2 separate regions of the Homo sapiens genome follow, and region 2 is linked to region 1. A link is an interaction called in ENCODE POLR2A ChIA-PET data of the cell type or tissue named here. Cell type or tissue: OCI-LY7. All regions are shown on one strand.

Evidence for each region. ChIA-PET counts read pairs that join two places held together with the same protein. Peaks named below come from ENCODE experiments on the same cell type or tissue, not always from the same donor. Only the 100,000 strongest peaks of a DNase experiment are listed, where the experiment ranks them.
Region 2: POLR2A ChIA-PET joins it to region 1 with 9 read pairs; 3 of 35 experiments call an interaction of 5 or more read pairs at or near these places.

What each region holds. Positions count from the first base shown.
Region 1 is chr15:58,584,958-58,587,457 of GRCh38, reverse strand. No RefSeq gene overlaps it. Among named protein-coding and RNA genes, the nearest start is that of LIPC-AS1, 87 kb to the right of the region's middle. RefSeq lists enhancers at 1,284-1,513, 1,554-1,603, 1,914-1,993. In OCI-LY7, no CTCF peak of the experiment used is centred here; a DNase peak (open chromatin) is centred at 1,537; H3K4me3 peaks cover 1,191 bases; H3K27ac peaks cover 1,880 bases.
Region 2 is chr15:58,417,661-58,420,160 of GRCh38, reverse strand. No RefSeq gene overlaps it. Among named protein-coding and RNA genes, the nearest start is that of LIPC, 13 kb to the left of the region's middle. In OCI-LY7, no CTCF peak of the experiment used is centred here; no DNase peak of the experiment used is centred here.

The sequences.
Region 1 (2,500 bases):
GGTCTGATTTCTTGTGTGAAAATTTTTTACATTTGTAAAAATGTATAATTTATTCAGAGAAAATCTCTAGATTGATACATTAAAAGCTGTTAAGTTATTTCTGAGCACTGGGATTAAGGGCCTTGGGAGAGTAAGAAGATTTTTATTTTTTACTTCACTCTTCTGCACTGCTTGAATTTTTAATGAACCGGATTCTTTTCGTAATAAATAATTTTTAAAATCACTAAATATATTAGGATGTCAACTATGTTACAATGCATTGCCAATGTTGATTGTTGAAGTTGGGTGATGGGCATGTTGGGTTTCATTGTATTCTTCTCTACTTTTATGTGTATTTGAATATTTCCATAATAAAAACTTTAAATAAAAAATGCGCTGCAAAAGAGTCTATAGAAATACACTACACAGTTAACGTGGTTATCTTAAGGGTGGGAGGACAGAAGAAGGGTTGAATAGAACTTCAGATACCTTCTGCCTCAAATGTTTTATAATGGGAAAACCACTGATACACACACACACACACACACACACACACACACACTCACTGCAGAGCCACCAATGCAAAGAGTTTCATATGTAGAAGGGAGTAGAAAATACTTACTTGATTTCCTAGATAAATGTTAGTTCCTAGGGAAATCTACAAAATAAATGTGTAAGTCGAGTGTTTCATATGTAAGGCTTGGCTGTTCCATATTAAGATTTTTTTTTTTTTTTTTTTTTTTGAGACAAAGTCTCACTCTTTTGTCCAAGCTGGAGTGCAGTGGTGTGATCTCAGCTCACTGCAACCTTCACCTCCTGGGTTCAACCGATTTTCCTGCCTCAGCCTCCCAAGTAGCTGGGACTACAGGCCTGCACCACCATGCCCGGCTAATTTTTGTATTTTTAGTAGAGACGGGGGTTTCACTATCTTGGCCAGGCTGGTCTTGAACTCCTGACCTTGTGATCCACCTGCCTGGGCCTTCCAAAGTGCTGGGATTACAGGCGTGAGACACTGTGCCCGGCCCCATATTAAGATCTTAAGGCTTGTTTTATAAAAAGGATTCCTGGGCATGTTGTATAATCAAAGGTGAAACTCCACAGCATAGCCACATGCCTCTGCACAGTCTCAGCGGCAGCAGGGAGGGCACAGCTAGTGGTCTGCCATGAATGATTTGCACTTATAGCTGGTTACCAAGCTCCATAACATGAAAAGACAGTGTCTTAAAGTACAATACCTAATTATAGCTCTCACATGGGGTCCAAGGGAGTTAATATGTAAAGGACATTTTCTGTTGCTGACTGCAATGGTAGGCTGCATTCATGGACACAGAATCTATAAAGAGGGAAATGATGGTCCATTAGCCGTGTGACCTTGTAAAAGCTAAGCTGTAGGTACCTCATCTGTGAAACAGGGATAATAGTTTTAGCCACCTCAGGGGACTATGATGTGGATTAAAGGAGAATGTATGTAAGGCACCTTGCATATGGTGAACACTCGAATGTCAACTGTTCTGGTTTTCATGTGAAAAACTGCTTACTGAACTGGAACATTTAGCTTGCGAGCAGGTGTCCCCTGATTTTAAGTATCTTCTCCTCTAACAGACATGTGGTTAGGGTCCTTGGTCTGTGGTTAATCTCATTACCCTTGCCAAGTTTAGGAATGGTCATGTCACCTAATTTTGGCCAGTGAGATAAGAGGGCTGTCTCCCGCATGATGTCTACTGTTCCTTCTCTGGATGTTACCATGCCTGAGTGAGCTGCCTGCAGTTGCAGTGGGCAACTTGGTAACAGCCTGAGGATGAAGCCAACATCAAGGATGGTGGAGCAGAGAGAAGGAAAAACACTGCATCTTCATAACATTACCAAGCAGCCCAGTCAGCTCTTCCTGAGGCCCCACTCTACCTTGGAACTTCCTTTTGTGTGAGATTTAAAAACAAAACAAAACCAACCAAACAAAAAACCCTCTTTATTTAAGCCAGTTTGAGTTAGCTTCCAAAGGCATCATGATTGATTGAACCTGCACCAGACAGGATTTGAGGTAGGGGTGGTAGCATGTATTCAGTGATGTTTATTAAGCACTTTAGAATGCAAAAATAAAGACATCAAGAAGTTCCGAGACATGAGGAACTGGGGGTTCTGGAATGATAGCAGCTTGAACTTTTTTCTACTTGCAGTTTAACCCATTTGCCTCTCCTGAGAAAAGCAGCTGCTGGGGCTTGCCGGGGGAAGATAAGGCCTGGGATGTGAATGAGGCTTCGGGCCACAGCAGAATCCTGTCAGAGAGCTGGGGCAAGATTGTCTTCCTGCCTGGGAACCATATCATAAGCCTAAGGAGGGGATCCGGGGCAAGGTCCTCGTGAATGTGTGGGTCTCCCTGCTTCTTGAAGAGCTGACCAGATGGGTTGAGTTGCCTTCACTGCTATGAAGGTGTCTGAGAGAGGTGAGGAGACTAGAAAGGGGGCAGAGAGGCTTCCTTCAAGTCCCTTGCCAGAGGACTGGCAACCCACATGCTGCTAAGCTT
Region 2 (2,500 bases), 170 kb after region 1:
ATTGCTTGTTTCAGCTCTTGATAGAAATGTAACTTCCCTTGTCCATTTTCCACAGGCAGTGTGTACACAAGGAAGGAAATGGCAGGCTGTTCATATGCAGCAAGATCCACACTTGGCCAAACCTGGGGTCACAGAGATGGACATGGAATCGAGGGCAGAAGATCTGGGTTTGAGTCCAGCAGTGCTTTAGGTAAGTCGTAATCTTTACACAACGGGGATAATGAAACCTGGGATGCCTGCCTCACAAGGTCATAAGCAGAAGAGATGAGGCCGGGCGCAGTGGCTCATGCCTGTAATCCCAGCACTCTGGGAGGCCGATGAGGGCGGATTACTTGAGGTCAGGAGTTCAAGACCAGCCTGGCCAACATGGTGAAACCCTATCTCTACTAAAAAAACAAAAATAAGCTGGGTGTGGTGGTGTGGGCCTGTAATCCCAGCTACTTGGGAGGCTGAGGCAGGAGAATCTCTTGAACCAGGGAGGTGGAGGTTGCAGTGAGCTGAGATTGGGCCACTGCACTCCAGCCCCGGCAACAGAGAGAGACTCTGTCTCAAAAAAAAAATAAAAAAGAAGAAGAAGAAGAGATGGTAGATGCCCAAACATCCTTAAGCAATGAAAAGACCCATGTAAAGCAGAGGCCCCAGGCTGGGATGAGTGGATGAGTACATTGGTGGAGCAAAAAGATCCTGAGATTTGGGAGCCCAAGAGGTTCTGCTTTCTGGCATCAGACCAGAGTGCACCTTCTTGTCCCAGATTCCCAGGGTGACCACCAACAGATGGACAGCTCTGGCTTCTGGCAGGGCAGGGCAGGGCTCTTGGAGGTACCCACCTTCAGTGGGCTGTCTCACAATAATTCCTTCAGGCTTTGGAGATGGTGGTCAGGGCCAGCTGAGATCTGGTGGCCTGCAAGTGAGCTGAGGGCTACTGCAATTAGGCAATTCCTGGGGACCTCACTGATAAGCTCTGGTAGATCAAGCCTGGATGTTTTGTTATTGCATAGGGGTTAATATGATGACCAAGTTCACCTTGGGCTTCTCTCTGGATGTCTTTGCTGGTCTCTCTTTCCTTCATTGCCCTCTCTGACTGAGGTCAGAGTCCTTGAATGGCCCTCAAGCTACCCCTACCCCACTCCCAGGAAAACCTCTGCTCTGGCCTCTTCTCTCCCTGGAGCCCATGCTGAGAGAGCCTGTGGCTCCTCTCACCTGCATAAATAGGTGAGATCACCCAGACACTGCCTCTGGGTGGAAAAGAGAAGGTGTCAAGGGACTGAGCCCTGGGTGTTCCAACATTTAGAAGTAAAGGAGATGAAGAGGGACCTTTCTCCTTTAGCCAAATTACTTCTTAAGAATCGATTCTTGGCTGGGTGAGGTGGCTCATGCCTGTAATCCCAGCACTTTGGGAGGCCGAGGCGGGCGGATCACCTGAGGTTGGGAGTTCAACACTAGCCTGACCAACATGGGGAAACCCTGTCTCTACTAAAAATACAAAAAAATTAGCTAGGTGTGGTATCGCATGCCTGTAACCCCAGCTACTTGGGAGGCTGAGGCAGGAGAATCACTTGAACCCAGGAGGTGGAGGTTGTGGTGAGGCAGAGATCACGCCATTGCACTCCAGCTTGGGCAACAAGAACGTGAAACTCTGTCTCAAAAAAAAAAAAGAAAAGAAAAAAAAGAATCAATTCTTAGTGGTAACATTTCTGGTAAAAGGACATGAACAATATGGTTATAAATGAAGGTATGGATAAATTTCTGGGTAGCTCCACCATCAATGGATATTAGCATTTGACATTTTTTCTTGTTGTTCCATTAGAATATGTAAACTGGCATCTCCAGACTGCTTCCATTTACATGTCTTTGATTTCTGGCAAGAATTAACATTTCCCCACTATGTTTATCTACTAATTGTATGCCCCTTATGGGAATTGTCCAGTCTTTGACCCATTTATCTTTTGGAATCTTGACATTTATTTTACAAATTTGAATTAGTTATTTATGATGGATCTTAATTCTTTGTAATGTTTGATAGAAATATTTTCCCTCTTAAAAAATCTTCAGTAATGCTAATTTTTATAGTGCAATCATTTCAATTGCTTCAAAGCTGAGAAAGTTAAAATTACCCCAGAGAGCTGATAAACTCTCTTTCCAGTTGTCTGCAAGTTCTATCATAATTTGATTTTATATTTAAATCTTTAATCAACCAAAGCTTATTTTGTTGCACGTTTTATTTTTAATAACTTTTCTATTATAAAATCAATAAATGTTTATTATTGTAAAATAGGAAAATAAAGAAGAACAAAAAGAAAAACATACATAGGTCTGTGATTTCACATTTAGAGATAAGCACTGTTGACATTTTGATGTGGATATCCCCAAGTCATTTTTTCTATGTATACAATTATTTAAAAAAAATAACTGTAAACACACTGTACAAAGTGTTTAAATACCTGTGTATTAACAACACATTAATGGCATATTTCAGGGGCATTAAATATTCTTTTAAAAC